Regions from separate parts of the Homo sapiens genome. Here region 1 is linked to region 2. A link is a loop called in an ENCODE intact Hi-C map of the cell type or tissue named here. Cell type or tissue: heart right ventricle. All regions are shown on one strand.

Region 1 (5,000 bases), 51 kb before region 2:
GAAAGGAATGTCTGGATGAAGATACAGGTTTATGGAAGCCAAGGTTCTATCATGCAGATGAAGCTTCCCACTTAAGAGACAATAGATGGCAAATGTTTCTTATCAGAGTTAAAGGATTTGTTCTACCAGTCTTAAGGTCTGTGTTGATGTTAATGGTAATAAGGCTTATCCAACTATCCCTTCCCATCATAGCCTCAGCTAGTTTTTCAGGTTAACTTTGGAATGCCCTGGGCAGAGAGGAGACATCCATTCAGATGGCTGGGGGACTTAGAATTTTAATTTTTGTTTCCAATTCGTACACCTTTCCTCAGTCTGAGCTAGGTAGCTGTGGCTGGTGCTGTTAACCCCATTTGAGAGAATGTGAAAATGAGACTCACAGGGGCTTAGTGATTCATTTCAGTCCACCAGGTGAGTGCCTGGCCAAGCTGGGGGTCATGGAAATTCATCCTTTCCCCCACAAGAAAAGACGTGAGTCACTGTCTTCACTGTTCACATGAGAAAGTCACAAGACCCAGAGAAATTAGGCAAATTCTCACACGTCATTCAGACAGTGAGTCGCAGAAAGGCTGGCTAGGATCCAGGTTATCTGACTCTGAGGTTTATAATCTTTCCTCTACATCATGCTGCTTCTAAAACCCTGGCTAAGGTCCTAGACTTCCCTCAGATACCAGGAGCAGTGTCCTTAAAACAACCCTAAAGTAGTGATTCTAGGGTGCCTACCTCTAAGTAGCCCATTTTTCAGTCCTGGCAGGAAATCTGGGACAGGTAGATTCAAGTCTCTGCCCGGGGTGCTCAGGAATCCTTCCATGGCCTTGTAGAGGTGAGGCCACTGTCTGGGGGTTTTATTTGCCTCCAGGGCTATAGAAACATGTGCTGCCCTAAGGTATGACATAGCAGGCATGTGAGTGCACACATGTGCATGCACACACACACACACACAGGCTTTTATAATCTCCCTCTATTTGGGGTGCAGAGATGGGAAGAAACATCATCTTAAAGTTAATTTGTTATTTTCTGTGGCAATGGGGTCAAGAAAAGATTGGCTATTTGAAACCCACAGATAATCCCCAGCCCTCTATTTTAGCCATTATTTTTTAACATTTCACAGAGGTGCTTATGAGCAAGGAAATGTGTAAAATGCACCCTGAAGCCAGAAAAACAGGAACCAGAACAATTCACAAACTGAATTATCAGCCCCAACTGGAGAGTAAGTTGTATAATAAAAGGCACAATTTTCAGTCCCAAATTGAGAGTAAGTGGTGTAATCAAAGACGGAATCACACTGGCTATTCTACCTCTAATTCCCTTCTGATAACTTTCCTGCCCTTTACTACCACCAGCCACGAAGGTACCCAGTGTCTCTGTGTTCCACCCTCAACTGCTCTGGACAGCCCACCTTGGCAGCCCAACAGGTCTGCCTTCCTGACCAAGCTCTGTCTCAGGTGTTCTCCACTCAGTTTCATGTTAGATCTACCAGCAAAGCTTGTGGAAAATACCAAGGACTGGCCCCTCCCTCATCAGTTAAGTCAGAAACTTTATAAATTCTTCAACTGATGCTTTTGCTAAAATCTAGGCTCTGGGCATTTCTTTTTTTCTGCCCTTTGTCCGTCAAAACTTATTTGTCTCTGTCTCATTCTTTTAAACCCTATTCCTCCAGGGCAAAATGCATGTGTTAAGTTGCTATGGTAGATGAATAAAATTGTCTATCCCTACTAAGCACAAAATAAATGCAAATTAAAACAATAAAGTAGACCTTCTCACTTATCACATTGATGATATTTTCAAACATTTAATTCCTGGTGTTCACGAGAATATAAAACATATACTCCTATTACCATTGAGTGACCATAAACTGATAGAATATATCTAAAAAAAGTGATTTCGTCATCTATGTTAAGACATAAAAGAGCTCAAACCCCATAACCTAGAAATTTCATTTAATTCATTAAAAGGAAAGAGAAGATATATAGAAAATTAATTATGGGAACATTCAATATTGCGTTATTTATAATATCAAAAATGATTTTTTAATGAAACATTTAATAATGGGATGGTTAAAGGTGTAACAGTGTATCCACTCTATGGAATAATATCAAAAGTTACATTTACAAATGTAGATAACATGGGTATATGCTTTCAGTACATTAATACTAGTGGGAAAAACAAAACACAAAGTTGGGCATATAGTAAGTATATATGTATACATACATATAGATGTATACATTTAAAGAAAGATGTGAAATACTGAATGTTTATCTCTTGGTGGTGGGATTAAAGGTAACGTTTATTCTTTTCTCCTTTAGATTTCTTTATTTTGTAAGTGTTGTGACAAACTGTGTTACTTTTATAATCAGGAAAAACCAATGTATATTTTATTAAAAATTACTGTAGAAATGGAGGTTTGATCTGTTTCCCTTCTCTGTTAAGACGTTTGCACTTTTTAAGGAAACTGACTTTGATTAGAACAAAGATTTTCCATGAATGGGAATCTGTGGCAATTCAGTTCCCAGCCACTCAGCGTCCACCGCCAAGAGAGGCTTTGTCACCAGTAGCTCTGCTGTGCCTCATTCCATGTGTATTTAGAACCCAAAGTCTCTCCTGCACTCAGTGTAAGGCATATTATCCTGGCATAGTGTGTGTTTGCTACCTGGGAGTCTATGTGTGTTCACACACACACCCCCACATACACACACATATCCTCTTGTAATTGGATATGTATTTGTTTCATTAAATTCACTCAGTCAGCAGTTTCTACACTAAACAGTCCCTGAGGCCAAAAGACAAAAAAAAAAATCCGTAATCAACATACTACTTTCAAGTGTGGAGTACCGACCTATTTATAAAAGGAAATTAAGTAAAACCGGTAATTATAACTAGCGTACAACCTTTCAACATAGTCAATGAGAAATGCAATTTGCTTAAAATAATGAGATACTCTGGCAGGAACAATCTGTTCATATGCTGTTCCCAAGAGCCTCAGGATGGAAACGAAGCCCTGGCTGACATTTGATACTATCTGTCAGTTTATCAACTCTGTCTCAGGGTGAGTTTTACGATGGTGCTAGGAGGTTTGGGATGGAAAAAGGAAAAAGAAGAATCTCTGGGTAGATTTTTTCTATCCAGTTACAGGAAACCTGTTAGAAAATGGATTCCGATTTCTATTTTAAACGCTTGAACAAGTAAAATAATCAACCTCAGACCTTCCTTTCTGTGGGTTTCATTTAGCACCTTCCATTCCTTCATACTGTCAGCCAACCCAAAATGTTAAAGTCTCTGACACACTGCTTTGCTGGCTACTCACGACTTCCTTTGACTAAAAGTCATCTGCATTTGTCTTTCAGAGTTCATATCTTATAAGATAAGACAAATACACAAAAGGTGAATTAAAGAGTGTCAAAACCAACTAATATCTACTGATTTGGGGAGCCTTTCCCTTAGCTAGTTACAGACAACCTCCTCCTGATTTCATTCATTCATTTCCTCAGTCACTCAGCACATTTTATTGGCTACTGCTAAGTGCCAGCCACTCTGCTAGAGGTTGGGGGTAAAAGGGAAGAAAGCATGGGGGCGTTGCGGTGTCCTCAAAACCCCCAGATCCTAGCAGGGGAGTAGACCCATGAACAAGACATTTGGAAGCGTGGTGATAGGGATTTTGAAAATGTTTAGAAAGGATACCTACCTAACCCCACGTGAAGGGCCATAGGGAAAGTTTAGAAGAGAAGTGTCAAAGAAGAAATATAAGACAAAATATAAACCAAGTAGCAAAGGATGAGTTCAAGTTAACCAGGCTGAGAGAAAGGGCATTCCCAGTGGAGGGCTCAACATGAGCAAAAGCAAGCAAGCCAGATCCACAGCCAACAAGCAGAGTGCTATTGTTAGGAACTGAAGTGGTGAGCAAGGAGTGGAGAGACATGATGGTAGGAGGGTCAGCAGATACATCAGTTGGATTTTGCTGTATAACAAATCACCCCAAAACTTAGTGGCTTAAAATAACCATTTTATTTACTTATGATCCTATGAGTGATTTGGGGTATCTTTTTGGTCTGGGCCAGCTTGGCCAGAGATGGAAGATCTAGAACGGCTTTGCTCATGCATCCAAGGTCTCCAGTAGAATGACTTGAGTGACTTCACATGGTCTCTCATCCTCCAGAAAGTTCACCTTGGATTCTTCATATGAAGATGAAAAGTTCTCAGAGATCCATGAGTATGCAAACCCCAATGCCCAAGCATCTCTCAAGTCTTTTCTTGCTTTGTACTTCCAAATGTCCCATTAGCCATAGCAAGTCACCGGCCAAGTCCACACTTAATATGAGAGAAGACCTCAAGGGTGTGGGCACAGGGAGGTGTGATAATATCACAGGCCAGTATTCTAGTAATCTACCACAAAAGGGAAGACCATTGAGGGTCCTGAGTGATACGCTAAGGAAATAGGACACTATTTTAGGCTTTAAACCAGGAAGATTTGTATTTTAAATGGACCATCTAGGCAACCCTGATTTCAAATAAATCATTGATTCTGTAATGAAAGCTCTGGAGATGGACAGAGCTGGATTTGAATCTTGGCTCCACCACATTCCACACATGAGACTTTGAGCAAGTTCTTTGACCTCTGCAAGCCTCAGTTTTCCCATCTGTGAAGTGGATACAATAACACCAAATGCATACTCCATAGGGTTATAGTGAGCATTACATATGGGGAGGCACATAAAACACACATAGTATAAAGCTTGTGATGAGCACCCATGATGCATTAGCCATCATGACTTCATCGTGATCATTATTATGGATTTGCAGATGATGGGCTGGGAGCAGTTACGATCCAGATACAGGAGTACAAGTGAGAGATGATAAAGACCTGAAATGGGCAATAACCGTGGAGGCGGAGAAGAGGTGATAGGTTTGAGAAATATTTTGAGTTTAGCATTGGCAAAACAGGAAAACTGATTGTACGTGGAACTAAGAACAAAAGAGACACAAGAGAAATCGCCAGATTTTCTAGC
Region 2 (5,000 bases):
GTAATGGCTTGTTTGCACAGTGGTCCTACTCTGTAGTCTTGTGAGTTTCTTGAGGACAGAAATCATTTCTTGTATCTCTGAATTTCTAAGACCAGCATGTAGGCACTCAGTAAATATTTGTTGGATGGATGGATGGACATTAAAATGAAATTTGACACATAAATCTGTGCACCTTGTTAGCATTCTCATACTATTTTCAAAAAAAGAACAAAGGAAAGAAAGAAAAAATGTTTCTGTGACTTAACATGACAAAATCCTTGGTTTTATTTCTCATCGTCCACTGCTCTTCATCGCATGGCTGCATTGGCCCAGTTATGACAATGGATGGAAACTCCATTGGCCATCTTTGTTTCCCTCCACATTGCCTGTCACCTCATCTCATCTGCTTGGCTTTGAGGGCCAAAGAGATCTGTACTGGCTATAAGTCAATGACATGAGTATGATAAACCGTCTTTAAGGAAGAAGAAAAGTTTGCAAATCTCTGAACAGCATAACCTATGCTGTTGAGAACATGTGGTATGTCAGTCAGTCCTAACTTACTGACCGTTCTGGATAACTATGAAATTTCAACAGCTTCCCACAGTCTGCACTCATCAACAACAATAACCATATTTTTATTTAGAAGGCAGCATACGGTTGTGGGAATAATTCCGGTCATGTACAGGCAAACCAAGGTTTACATTCTATGGCTCCACTGCCTAATGCAACCTTCAGCACGTGACTTAGTTTCTGTTTCTCTGTCTGTAAAGTGGAAATCACGCAGTACTTTGTCCGGCTGTGCTCAGGAGGTAAACTTCATCGTGTATCTCTTTACTTGGCATGGTGTCTAGAATGTACTAAGTATTGTTTTTCTTCCCCTTACGGGTGTATTGCTACAGAGGTTTTTTTTTGTTTTCTTTTGTTTTTTTGAGACAAAGTTTTGTTCTTCTTGTCCAGGCTGGAGTGCAATGGTGGGGTCTCTGCTCACTGCAATTTCTGCCTCCTGGGTTCAAGTGATTCTCCTGTCTCAGCCTCCCAAGTAGCTGGGATTACAGGAGACCGCCACCACATCCAGCTAATTTTTGTATTTTTAGTAGAGACAAGGTTTCAAGGTTTCACCATGTTGGCCAGGCTGGTCTCACACTCCTGACCTCAAGCAATCTGCCCGCCTCGGCCTCCCAAAGTGCTGGGATTTCAGGAGTGATCCACTGTGCCCAGCCTATGGAGGTTTTAAAACAAATTTATCATTGACTAATTCAGTTTGCTCTTGTGTTTCTCATCTCACACCCCATCATGTTTAAAAATGGACAAAAATAAATACGAAAATTCAAGTAGGTAACTCTTAGGTTGCATTAATTCCCCCTCCTTTTTCTCACAATGGACTCTTCATCTTTTGCTATTATATCACTCTTATGCTGATTCTAGTAAGCTTCCAAACTAGGTCATAGAGCCTTGAGATAAAGGGCACTGTTTCTATTCCTTATTCTGAGTGCCTAGTGAGTGAAGACCTGGTGGAAGATAGTCAAGAAATGGATTCATTCATTCATTCAAAAAACAAGGCCATCATGGGGGAAAGGAAGACAGGAAGCTTGCCAGATATAGCATGAAGAGCAGAGAGGTCCAAGTCCTTTTGCTTTTGCAAGGATATTTATAATAGTCCCAAGATTATTGGATTTTCTACTATCTGAGGCAAATTCTTCCCCACTTTACACATTTATTGCCTGCCCAGTAGTTTGTCACTGTAGTGGTAAATCAAAAGGGATTCCAGACAGGTCACACCAACCTTCATACTCTCTCTGAATCACTTCTCCAGCACAGTCCCAAAGCCAGGCTGGTTAGCTTAAAGTTTATATTACCCAGCAGGCACAGAGTGTGGCATGGTTGCCTGCATTAAACAGTGATGTCACAGCCTGACGAGGAGGTTGTCTTTTTAGCAAGGAGCAAGAGGAAAATTGAAGCAACTCCAGAGAGAAAATGTTTATTGAAATGCAAATGAATCTTCCATGCATGTGCTTTAGCTCTTTTGAAACAGAAAATCTCTAAGAAGATAGCTGCATTTTCCTTGCCCCCTTCCCTCCTTGCTTATCTCTGCAAATGTTACAGGGCACTCATAATATGAAAATATGGAGGAATTTTGGAGAGAAAACACTTATTTTTAACAGGCATGCTTCCCCTAAAAATAGCAAAAGGAATGAATAGTAAAAGTTCCCAGAAGAGTACGTTGATATTGGCTCAAAATGATTCTTTTTCCCAATGGATCTGTGGACAGCAGTGGGTGCAGGTGGAGCCCTGCCCACTGCTTGGGTTGCACCGGCAGCCAGTGGTGGAGGCTGTGTGTTGATATCTGCAGGCCTGGCCTGCCATCTGACCCCGGTGTTGCCACTCCACATGGATTGCCTCTCAGCCAGCCTCTTCTCAGAGAACAAGGACATTCCTCATCTGTGTCTGTGGTAAACAGCAGTTGGGAGAGTTGCAGCTGGCTCAGCCCTTTGAGTTCTGCAGATAAGAAAGTTCTGTTGAAATGTAAAATATTTTTAAATGTTTTAACTGTCACATGGCTACACTCCCCATCATGCTGAACAGAGCCAGAAGAGGACAAACATGCATTTAAACATTTTGCTGGAGTGAACCCTTGGCAGGGTCAGGTTTCCATCAATGATGTAGTTCTTGTAAAGGTAGTGATAGGGTTTGACTGTGTCCCCACCCAAATCTCATCTTGAATTGTAGCTCCCATAACCCCCGTGTATCATGGGAGGGACCCAGTTGGAGATAGTTGAATCAGGGAGACAAGTTTTTCTCATGCTGTTCTCTTGGTGGTGAGTAAGTCTCACGAGATCTGATGGTTCTATAAAGCGCAGTTCCCCTGCACATGCTCTCTTGCCTACCACCATGTAAGACGTGACTTTGCTCCACCTTTGCCTTCTACCATGATTGTGAGGCCTCCCCAGCCTTGTGGAACTGTGAATCCATTAAGCCTCTTTCCTTTATAAATTACCCAGTCTCAGGTATGTCCTTATAGCAATGTGAGAATGGATTAATACAGGTAAATTTTTTGAAAAATTGGACCACAGAATTATAAATATTTCCCAGGTTTAGATCTGATTCTTTAGTCTAACACTATCATTTATAATGGAGGTTATAAAACAACATCTAAATATTGACCTCTATAGAGTTCCTTCTAGGGAAGAGGACAACAGGAGTTTCCTATAAACCTACCCAGCCTTCTCCTCAACCTGAAAGTGAACATCAATATTTTACTTTATGTCTTAACGTAGGCTCTGAAAATTTTAAATTGTGACAGTCTTAAGTGGCAATTTCTTAACTCTCATTTGCATGTTGAACCTTTGACACAGTTACAGTTTAGTGGGTTATAAATCGTAACCCATTAAATTAGTCAGTCAGAAATAATCTGTTTCTCCCCTGTCTTCCAAAAGTTAATTTCTTGGATGTTATCACAGCCCTAAGGTAAAAATGCAAGATTAAGGACATCATCCTGTCCTGGATCCCCAGCATCCCCCAAACCCAAGCCTTGCCTTTGTTTTCTACCAGCTGACAAAAGAGGTTTACCTGTGGCTGAAAACATGAGGCTGCAACTGAAGCTTTCTTTACAGACTCATGTCTCCTGTCTGCTGCCACGTGATAAATAGAATCTGTACTGCCTGACACTGGTGAACAGTGGGTGAAATGGATATTAGAAAAATCTCATTTATCTTCTGCTTTATTTCTTGATAGGGGTCCTTGTCACTAGGACTATTGTGTGACCAGCTCTGGAAAGGGCATCTCATTAGTTTTTCTTATCAAGATAGCAAGGTCCTTTTAAACAGCAAAGCACTTACATTTTAGATTCAATTAGGAAACTGCACAGTGTGTGTTCGTGTGTGTGTGTGTGTGTGTGTGTGTTTGCACTTCAGAGCTTCTTCCTGGAGACAGAGTAGTGTCAGCTTGATTCTTACAGGTCTGGTTTTCACCGCAGTTGAGCCCAGCAGGCACGTCACACTGAACCAAACCCTGTGACTCAGTATCCTCTGGCACAAAAGCAGCTGATAGACTCATCTTCATCTGCTTCCATGATTTTGTCTGAGGCAGGATCAGCCTGGGCGAGGTATAGGAAGCTGCCAGCCATCTGTGTAGCAAGGGATGTCCATGGATCTCTTTTCTGACGTGGTTTGCTAGAAAAATGAAACAAAGGCCCTATTTTAGCCCCACTAGTGTCTAAAGTATCTCCCCCCACGTCCTGGGCTTCCTTGCACACAGCGGGCTCTTCTGGCAAATGCACTTTGGAGCAGTTCACAGTTGCCACCCAGACAACTGGGAGAATGTCAGCAAATCAGCAGTGACTTAGAAAATGTCAGATGGGGTTCAACTTTTTCACATCATATTGAAAATCTCAGTGACAGGCGGATGAAGTGGGACAACTGTACGTCAAGGCACTGTGTGGAAAATTTAGCTGATACACTGAGAGAAAGCGCCTCTCTCCCAGCAGCTGTGAAAACAAACCAAAAACGAAAATATCCTGCCAGGGTTCTGAATGATCTCCTGGGGATACTGGCCTCTTTTGAAAGAACATGGATGCTTTCAGGACAGTAGGGTGCCATGTAGCTTGCTTATTCAGGGGGGATGAGATGCTGTTGGTTGGCAAGATTGAATCCCCCCTTGTTGAGTTCTGTGGAATCCCCCCTTGTTGAATACATGTTTCAGGGAGAAGCACCATTCACTTTCAGGGGCTGGCTGGATTGTTGGCAATTCTGTACTCCACCCTACTCACATAGGCCAGCCTTAGAAGACAGCCACTGCTCATGATTTACTTTTAAACCTTTGTCGCAATTGTGATTAAGAATTTGTGCCTGGGTGCGGTGGTTCATGCCTATAATCCCAGCACTTTGCGAGGCTGAGCTGGGAAGATCACCTGAGCCTAGGAGTTTGCGACCAGCCTTGGCAACATAGTAAGACCTAGTCTCTACCAAAAAATAGAAAAATTAGGCAGGCATGGTAGCACGCCCATGTAGTCCCAGCTACTCAGG

The links. Peaks named below come from ENCODE experiments on the same cell type or tissue, not always from the same donor. Only the 100,000 strongest peaks of a DNase experiment are listed, where the experiment ranks them.
Region 1: it touches region 2 in a loop (2.3-fold over the local background); 1 of 110 quality-filtered maps calls a loop at or near these places.

Annotation. Positions count from the first base shown.
Region 1 is chr10:10,589,240-10,594,239 of GRCh38, forward strand. It overlaps a transcript of CELF2 not described here. Among named protein-coding and RNA genes, the nearest start is that of CELF2-DT, 130 kb to the left of the region's middle. RefSeq lists enhancers at 1-373, 335-534. In heart right ventricle, no CTCF peak of the experiment used is centred here; a DNase peak (open chromatin) is centred at 2,528.
Region 2 is chr10:10,640,550-10,645,549 of GRCh38, forward strand. It overlaps a transcript of CELF2 not described here. Among named protein-coding and RNA genes, the nearest start is that of CELF2-DT, 180 kb to the left of the region's middle. In heart right ventricle, no CTCF peak of the experiment used is centred here; DNase peaks (open chromatin) are centred at 2,372, 4,083, 4,162 and 4,824; H3K27ac peaks cover 3,881 bases.